Linked DNA regions of Mus musculus: region 2 is linked to region 1. The links are chromatin loops, found by intact Hi-C in ENCODE. Cell type or tissue: heart. All regions are shown on one strand.

The links. Hi-C counts contacts between places; a loop is a spot of excess contacts. Peaks named below come from ENCODE experiments on the same cell type or tissue, not always from the same donor. Only the 100,000 strongest peaks of a DNase experiment are listed, where the experiment ranks them.
Region 2: it touches region 1 in a loop (4-fold over the local background); 6 of 42 quality-filtered maps call a loop at or near these places.

Annotation. Positions count from the first base shown.
Region 1 is chr3:151,321,768-151,326,767 of GRCm38, reverse strand. No RefSeq gene overlaps it. Among named protein-coding and RNA genes, the nearest start is that of 4930555A03Rik, 30 kb to the right of the region's middle. In heart, no CTCF peak of the experiment used is centred here; a DNase peak (open chromatin) is centred at 2,767.
Region 2 is chr3:151,435,623-151,440,622 of GRCm38, reverse strand. It overlaps Adgrl4 (adhesion G protein-coupled receptor L4), which reads right to left and starts at 2,741. Exons shown (of 16, transcript NM_133222.3): 1 at 2,619-2,741; 2 at 1,236-1,385. The coding sequence starts at 2,640. In heart, a CTCF peak has its summit at 2,592; DNase peaks (open chromatin) are centred at 452 and 2,712; H3K4me3 peaks cover 1,002 bases; H3K27ac peaks cover 1,048 bases.

The sequences.
Region 1 (5,000 bases):
TGCAAACTTTTAAGGCAATTATTATATATGTCTATGGCTAACATAGCTGAAGGTAAACTGGGACTTAGAGCAGGTCAGAAAACATACCTGTTCTTTAAGATTATTTTAAGTCTCTCTTAGTTTCTTTAGGTCTCCATTGTATTTTTTGTATCTTTTAATGCTAAAATTTCTACTACAATTTTAGATTTTAAAAGGATTCATGACATAAATATCATAAATGATAGGCTGGTATATGTTTGTCCACACTGGGCTTTGTTTGAAGCGAAAGGTGGAGGGACAGTGTACTGTGTGTAAATGTAAAATCTCAGAACTCCTAAGTGTTGCAGGAAGGGTTCAATCCAAGGACGAGAGAAAATGTGGGCCTCTTCCACTTCGATTCTTATTGTTTATTGATGTTTTCCTTTTATGTCTCATTGTTTTATTAACTGCATTTATTTTGGAAAAAAAATTGTCATTCCAAATTTAGAGTTTTCATATCGGAAGAACCATGAGCGTTGTGAAATTTGTTAAACATATGTAAAGCCACTTTACGTTCTTTTAATGTGATTTGGCATTTTAAGGATAAAGTGGGGCTAGCAGGAGATTTGGAGGATGTGACAGACATTTAAAAGAGAAACCTGACTGGCAATATCTAAGTCGAATCCTTCTAATAGGGTGTAATCAACAGAGAACTTAAAGTACAGAAAAATCCCAGCCAACCCAAACACGGAGTCCTTGTTATAAACTGCTGCAGAAATCACATTTCTTACAGAAGTCAGCAAAGAGTATGCAAAACCACAGGTTTTTTCTTTGCCTTAGTATCAATGGCAAAGTTTATCTCAATGAAGTCACTAGGAGTTTTATTTTCCATTGATAACGCTTCTGCTGACCTAGCTGCTTTGGACATCTGCAGCATCTCAAAGAACTAAAGATAACTGAATGAACAACCGGCGATCCTAAAGCTGGCTCGATGCTTGGCAAAGAGGAGCATGTGTCTGCATGTGCTTGTGTGTGTGTGTGTGTGTGTGTGTGTGTGCCTGTGCATATACACTTGTATGTGTGTGCATGTGTATGTACTCACATATGTTTATCTGTGTGCCTGTATGACTTTAAATTTCCTGTGTTTGTGTCTTAATGTGTGTAACTGTGTATCAGAGTATGACTAGGTTTGTGAGACTGTGTGTGTATGTGACAGCATGTATGTGATAATGTATAAGAACCATGAATGTGCTACCTTGTGTGTGATTGTGTGTGTATGTGAGTGTGTTTCTTCATTTGTGTAACTATGTGTCAGAGTGTGGTATATGTGAGTCCTCATGTGTGTAAATATGTATTGAGTGTGATTGTATAAGTGTTATTATGTGTATCTGCATGCATGTGACTTGTGTCAGTATGTGACTGTAAATGTGTTGTATTGTGTGACTGAGTGTGCGATTTTGTGTATGTATCTTCATGTGTGTGACTCTGTCAGAGTTTGACTATATTTCTTACTTTGAGTGTGTGTCTGCAGGTATATGACTCTGTCAGAGAGTGTTTTGTGTGTTCTATTACTGTCTATGTGACTGTATGGGTATGCGTCTACATGTGTGTAACTGTATGTACATGTGTGACTATGTATGTATGACTCTGTGTGATCGTGTGTATGTGTGTGGTTTATTTTTTATTATATATTTTCTTATTTTACCCTAGTGAAACCTTCTGGAACTTCTGGGTAATGGATAGTTGGAAGCCTTACACAAACACACAGACATACACATACACACACACAGACACACACACACAGACACACACACACATACACACAAGAAAAATATATTCCACATTTTAACAGGATTAAACAGTGAACTAGGTGTACCCTAACTATGTGTTGTTCAGTATACATGAGCTGTGATTCCTGCCACGTGTACACTTTGGGACTGGAATGGATAGCTGTCATTCCCTTATGTTTAAGTGGAGGACAGAATGACTGCATCTCTACACTGCCATTTTTGTGGGGGTTAGCTGAAAATGTCACAGGCAGTTCTTGCCTTGCATTTCCAGCTGTGCTCAAGAGCTGTGCAGCTGATGGCGTGGCTTGGATATTTTTTATTTTGTTTGCTTTTCCACAGGGGCAGCCATGTTGCTAGTGGCATCCATCCGTCAATATGACCAGTTTTTTCTTAGAAAATACATGCTGTGTTTTATAATTTTTTTACATTCTTATTAAGCAATACTTCCAACTTAGTTAAATATATAAAATTTATAAGCAAAGATTGAAGTGACCATGTCTAACACTATAGGAGCTTCCAGAAAATCTGTTAAAAATTTAAGAACTTTATATATAAGTAAAAATATAGAAATAAATTATATTTTATTCAAGTTAGTCATCTATGACTAGGCTATGACTAGGTATAGCTTCTTTGAATAGTTTTATTTTTTCATTTTTCACACTTAAAATTTTTCAACAACATAGTTTGTAATTTAAGAACATTCTTCATGCTACAAAACACAGCTTTAGAACACATAAGCTTTTCCTAGTAATACAAGCAAAAATACACATCCCTGACACTGACAGGCATTGCACCTCTGCTAAAAAGGTTTTCATCAGGCAGTCTATCCTGAGGATGTAATTAAAGGTCAGTCACATGAGACTCTGTACCCTCATATTTAACCCTACTGAATCACGTAGGAAATTAGGGCAGAGTTGATTTCCTGTAGCCACTGAACAATAAAAATCCAGAGCCAGCAGACTTAGGCTGGCTTTCTATTTTCAGAGTGTGCTACTCAGCCGAGTAATCAGCCCAGGGACCACACCCAGGTTGCAGAGCCCACACCAGGCTTCTGGTGGCCTGTCTATTGTTTGACAAGGCATTGAACAGGTCCTCAGGGTAGGACATCCTGATTAACAAGGGCACTGGAACACGTTTCAGGGTTATACCTTATTCACTAGAGGATTAAGGTCCTTAATTCTCAGTCTGAAAATAAACAGTCAATGTTATCCGTATATGGAAATAAGAATTTAAGATCATTTTTAAGCTATAGGTAATCTCCAATTCTAAACATCATTGTTCTCTGCAAAGGATCTGTCACTGGTAGTGTTTTTAAGAAATGTCTGAAATATGAGATTTTAAGATATCAACAAACTTCTCAGTAAAGTTCTAGAAATATAAAATACGACAGACTCTATAAAAGAAGGGTTTCATAGATGATGTGTTGTTGGGATGTTTATTTTAATGTCCTTTTCTTTTGCCTGACACTCCTACAAAGAATGTTCTGCAGGAACCTGAAGAGAAACCAGGCCAACGGAGCAGTGACTTCAGAGGCTACAATATGAAAGTCAGCAATCTGAGAGCATTAGAAATTAAAGCCAGGGGAATCTGGAAGGTTATGGGTGTCACTGGCTCCTTGTCAACACTGGGCAGTTACAGGAGGCACTTCAGTGAGAGATGGCTTCTGACTCAGGGTTAGACTAGCTCTAACAACAATAGACTTTTCAAAATTGGACTTGGGGAAAGAGAATACAACGAATGAATAAAAACAGGTATGTTTTACATAGCACATGTGAAAACTAACACCTTGAAACATACCTGTGGATGTTCCTTAAAGCCACCGAAGAATAATCTGAAGATTAAAGACAAAGAGGATATGTTGGCAGTTAATGGCTCCTTGATAAGCGTGGCAGTTTCTTTTAGTGATGTAGTCACTGCCCCTGTAGACAATATCTTGCCCTCCCTTGGCCAAGAAACTAATTAAACTCAACAGGCCATACACACTGGGTTGAAACAAAAGTAGAAAAGAAGAAACTTGGTGAGAAGAAAGGTGAGGGGGAGGAGAATGAAAGGGAACAGAAGAGGGGTGAAAATGACTGAAGTTTATTATATAAATGTACAAAAATTTAAAAATTGAAGACCAAATTGCTATTAAATTAATGGTCATGGAGATGAAGATTGTGTCTCATGAAACTCTGCCACCTCCTGCACACCTTTTGTTTTTCAACAATCTCGCCAATACCATTACAGATTTCCTTTGTGCAAACTGATTACTCAATTTTAAAAAGAATTCTCCGGGATGGTTAGTGTTTTCAGGCCTAGTGCATGGCTTTTCTTACTAGTTTCTTAAGCTAACTGTGCTAATTTTCTATGTCCTATATTTCTTGTTTTATCAGGCAGTGTCAATGCTGGCTGTACAGAGAATGGGGCACTCTCCAAAAAGCCTTCATCATTTTGCCCAAGAGAGTTTGGCAGGCATTTTTCTGAAAATGCGATGATATGTAGCCTTATATTGTAATCTTGAGTTTGCTACCTTTATTCCTTCACCAAATTACAAAGTTAGAGATCGTTTTATAGAGTAAGTGATGGAAATTTCTTGATGCCCAAGGCAAGAAAGAAGCAAGGGATAGGTTATAAATTCTGAGCACAGGATGGTGGTTTTCCGTACAGTGAGGAGAGGAGCTTGAGTCATTCAGTTTTGTGGTCATGGAATCTTAAAACTTGGACCAACCTGGTACTTCCTATGGGGTTAAACTGGCCTACAGGGTCCTACGTGTAGTTGCTTTCTCAGTTGGTAAGCACTAGCATGTATTAAGAATTTACATGTGAATCTCAATATACCTCATTGTGTGCATTTGACAATAAGATCTATCTTTCAAAGGCTTAAAAGCTAGTAGATTTTATTTCTCTATTGAGCTTCACAAATAATTATTTTTCTTCATGATTTTTGACATATATGAACGCTTGAGGTTTTTCCAAATTACCCCTAAGACTGTGTAGCAAGCCAACATGCAAATAAGTCACTATGCCAGGAACCACAAGTAGAGAGGGAAAAAATCTTTTAACTTGTTAATTTATAATACTTTTTAAATTTCAAAATACAGATTTTAGCACAAAAATTTTAAATAGTTTATACACTGCAAAAAGCTATTTCTGGGCTCATTTCTATACTCCACAAGACACAAAGTAGATCAAATGTTAAAGTCACACAATATGCAATGACTTACACAGTCTGTTAATATGTGTATATAATTGTGCCAATAAATGAACAAA
Region 2 (5,000 bases), 110 kb before region 1:
ATGCACCATTAAGCAAACTGCATCTTTGCTGTACATGTTTAAAGCATTAAACTAATTACGATGAGGTTTGGGTTTTAGTATATCCGGCATATTTAATCTTTTTAAGAGCCTATCAAGTTGAATCACGGGACGCAACTTGTTTATGCTATAAGCAACAACATGCAATATTAACAAAGCACAATATCCTAGCTTAATTAGAAAAAGTCTATGTGATCTTAAATACATTTAGGCGTGTAACACCACATAGCTCTAATGTGAACTTAGATTTAATTATATTTGAAACTAATTTATATGACTTGCAACATTTTCTGTTCTTCTCCATCTCTCTGTACAGAATGTTGCACTAATGGTCTACTTAAAAGTGGCCTCTCTGGAGGATGATGAGGTACAGGATGGAGGCAGAGTCTTGATGGTAGGGAGAAACCCTGGCTGACATGATCGCAGGCTGGAACCCACCCCAATTTGATTGCTGGGTGGAGTTCATCCTGTCGTGTCAATTCTTTGAACTGTACCTTACAAAGACTCCTCTCATCTGGCCCCCTCCAATATATTCTATGGGCAGAATAACTTAGAGAGAAAAAGCAATTTTTCAATTCCCTTCTCTCCTCTTCCTCCTTTCCTTCTCTCCACACTGCTAACCCTCTTTGTCCTCCTTACTGTCTCATCTCTATCCTTTTATTTCCTTTCTATACCTCTCTCTCCTTTTGTCTTTCTTTCTGAGAGGATCTATGTTGCCCAGGCTGCCAGAACATCTGTAGTCTTTCTTTCTGTCTCTCCTTCTACAAAGCGCTCTGATTTCACATATGCACCACCACAACAAATCTCTATTTCCTACCCTTAACATTAACTTGAAATTAGGCAGTTAATGACCAGAGAAAGCATCTAAGAAGTCAATAGAGGCTGGCCTTGGTGTGCTTTCAGGCTATTAACTCTCTTTTTTGTGCCTGGACTTTGGCTTAATGCAAGAGAAATCTTTAAATTCCAAAACAAACAAACAAACAAACAAAGAGACGGAGTAATCGTTTTCAATACTCAAAATACATTTTGGCAGAGAAGTTCACTCTCTGACTGGTTGAGTATTTGGCAGAGAAGTTCACTCTCTGACTGGTTGACTAACCTTTACATTCAGCTGAACCTATGAGTGAAGGTGAAGCAAGTTCATTTATGGAGAGCAGAAAGGAGTCACCGCAGAACTGAGTCTCACAAGCAGATCAAAGGAGATCAAGACTACTTACCTTCACAAATCGTGACGCCATTCCCAGAGTACCCCTGGCTGCAGAAGCAGGCTTCCACACCATTGTGCACTTCGCACTTGGCATTGGGGAGACACGTTGTCTTGCTGCAGTTTTGTGTGTAGGAACAATTCAGCAAAGTGGAGAAACCCACTGAGGAAAATCAAGACATAGACCTTGTCAAAAACAGCAGACATCTGTCCCACCCTTGTGCTATAGACCAATACCCCCCAAACGCTCTTATTCCCTTGCCTTTAGAGAGATAAATTATAATAGTCCCTCAAATGACTCTCCTAGCTAAATCACAACAGAGAAATGACCAAGCCTACAGATTACGGAATATAGCATGTAAATTTTAGTAAAACTAAAACATGCTGGAGAATCCAGACTTATAATAAAAACCATGAGCTCATCATGTCCTGGAAACTCTGTATCCCTCTTCACTGAGGTGAACCGGCTACCTCAGAAGGTGTTGCCCCCCAGCAGAGCAGCTCACTTCTCAGGCTCTGGGAGTCACCCTTCTCTCCAGAATCGGGGTAAATTAAACACTTGGGTCTCTTCAAGACAAAATCGTTTATTTTTAAGATGTCACTTGTCACATACAGGAGAAGAAATGCACCAGGTCCCTTCCATGCTATTCGGCAATTGTCATTCTGCTCTTTTTACGACAAAAAAAAAAGTCTCTTACGTTAACTTGCATTGGAGAAATTAAACAATTCAACACGGTATGGTAAGATTGTACTCAGCACAAAACTGTGTTCTGGGGACTGTTAGGAACCGATAAGCAAAGGCATAGAGTGTTTCTTTTCACTGTCTTGTTCCAGGCCCTCTTAAGTGTGAGCTTGGTAGGGAACAGGGATGGATAACAAAGCCATTGTTCAGAAAACAGTTATCTTAGATAAAAGTGTCCTTATCTGGTACCAAGAAATTCCTACACTGTCAATTCTAAATCCCAGCCCTACATAAGACTATATGTACTTCCTAAACCTGAATTAATTTGCCTTCAGAGAAGTGATTTATTATCTGTCCCCGTGCATCACCAAAGCCAGGTTTTTGTAGCTTTAAAATGTCAGGAACTTTCTCTCACGCATTTGCATCTTAGATTCCCAGGTTTCTTGGGGCTGGTCACTAGAAAGGTCAAAACTGAGACTTCGGGGACTTTCGGGATTTCTCCAGGAAGAAAAAAGGTAATAGTCTTGAGCTGTGGGTTGCAAGGTCGAGAGTGGAAAGGCCGAGCAGAAAAACATCCTGTGAGAGCCTGCGTCTGTTTTCCTTTGGAGACCTTGCCAGACACACTTGACACTTGAACCCCAGCTAGTGAGAAAGCGCTTTCCCTGGTTCCCCGCAGGTGGGCGCGGTGCAGCCTCCCAGCCCAGCCCAACTCACCTAGAAGCGGGAGGAGTCTCATTGGAAGCCCCGGAGCTGGCGGCAGAGCGCTCTAGGCTAGAGTGCGGGTCTGTCCTGGAGCTAGGCAGGCACCGCAGGGTCTCGCTCTGTCCCCTGTGACGCACAGCTTCCTCCTGTCACTTTCCGGCCTCTTTTGTGTGAATGTGTGCACGGCCCAGACTCTGCAGGCCACGTCCGTCCGGCAGCCAGGCCCCTTCACCCAAACAGCCTGGACTCCAGTCTCAGCCTGTGGCCACAACTCCCTGTCAGATTACAGATGGGACTGTGGCTTCATATTGCTCATGGAGCAGCCACCAGTGTCCTCACAGCTTGTGCACTTAGATCTCACAGACCCATTGGGAACTCCTTCCAGCAGAGAGCACATCTCAGAAGGTTCCTGACTGCCTATCTATTCCCTGGTTTCTGTCCTGAAAGGAAAAGAGGCCAAGATTGGCAACAGGGTCTCTGTCACATTTTGTTGTTGGTGCTGCTCAGTTTTAACCCGATAGGAGATTAAAGGACCGAAGAGAAAAACTGTGGGGAAAAAAAGTCAGCTTCCCACCCAAAAACTGCGGAAGCACAAAGTATTCTTTTCTCTGTCAAGTCCATTTCACCACTGCAGCCCTTACCCATCCTACCCATCCGGCGCCTGTACGATTTGCGCATTACATCCAAGTTCCCTTTACTTGTTGGTACATGAATCTCCTGTGTAAATGACTATCTTTCAGGCTGGAGAACAGAAATGGCAGAAAGATCATAGGAGCCGGAGATGGCGGATGCCAATCACACAGACTGTGACATCACACACAAGACCTGCTCAGTTTCAGACCAGACATTGGACTCCAAGTACTACCCCTAACCAAGAAGTTACTTGCAATTTAATCCCCTGGAAAAGGGAAATCAAGATTTTTTTCAAAGAATTGTCACAAAGTATATCAGCCACACTGCAGGGCAGGCCCCCATGACCAAGAGTTGCAAAACCCACCACCTGTTATTTTGTGGGCTTTTTGTTTTGCTTTGTTTTTGGTAATTTTTGGTCTTATTTTGTTGTTGTTTGTTATTTGTTTTGGCTTTCATTTATTTGAGTGTGAAAGAAAGGATAAAATTAAGTTCAGTGGGCAGGGAGATGGGAAGGATTTGTGAGGGGTTGGGGGAAAAAAAGCATACTCAAAAATTCAAATGAATGAATGGATGAATAAAGAAATAGGCATTTACTCAAACAGAAAAAAACTGATTCTACCTTAAAAATTTAAAAGTAACTTTCAGACAAATTAATTTATAAAAGTGGAAAGTAAACATTGACCTGAAGTTGGGACAAGCTAGGAGATGAACTGTGAACGTGATCAAAGGGGATTCTGGGGCTACCCACATGCCACACGCCTTGACTGGGCTGGTGATGACATGAATGCATCTGTGTGAATGTTTATCAAATGGAATGTGCAAACTTGGTGCCCTGCACCGTGTGCAAGCTAAGAAAACTGCTTGACGGTGATGTAAAGAAATAACTGAAGTTCATTCCATCAGCACACACCGTTTTCCGTTATGAAGTGGGGGCATAACCCTGACACATCCAGTGTTTATCTGATGACTGCTGAGAGTCTACATTGCATGCATAGTATCCTCCCAAAATGAGCATTCGTGTCCCTCAGCTCCATGGAACATACAGTGATGAGGGCTCTATTGAAACCAGTCACCGAGGTGCAAGGAAAGCTAACGGTTGGGTGGCCCATCCCTTGTCCTTCACAGTGCTCCCGAGACACTTCCAGCTTAATTTATGGCGAGCAAAATAAATAAATGTGTAAGTTAACAATGTTCCTGAGAGTGATCCCACCACATGTGAAGCAAATGAAAACCAGAATGTCATGTGACTGCCCCAGACTGTCATGTGACTTTCCCCGCAACCCCTCAGCTAGCCCGGAAGCTGCTCTGGAAGGTAGCTCGGGATAGTTTGCTCCAAGCCTGTGTTGTGGGTGGGTGGTCCTGACAAAGTCTTTCTCTCCTGATACTTCCCTTTGTAGATTGTGTCAAGAAGGTGGAACTATCAGACAGTGCTAGTCAGGGAGTTTGAAAAGGTGATTATTTAAGTGATTAAATTTCATGAAAAAAGTGTTTACTAATTTTTTTTTAAATGATTTCTTTATTCTCTTTTTCTTTCTTTAAAGCAATGGGTAAAAGTAATATAGTAGAGAATTCCAGGACTATGTGAACAATGAAGCCCAAGGAGCTTTCTTTCAAAGGATAGGAGAAGTCTGCACATAGTTGAAGAAACAGCCAGTTATTGCCTGGGCAGGCCCTGCATGCTGAAGCTGAGACATTGACATGTGGATTCCTGAAAGAAATCAGGAAAAGTCAGAATTTTCCCACTGATTTGGTTGGGCCATG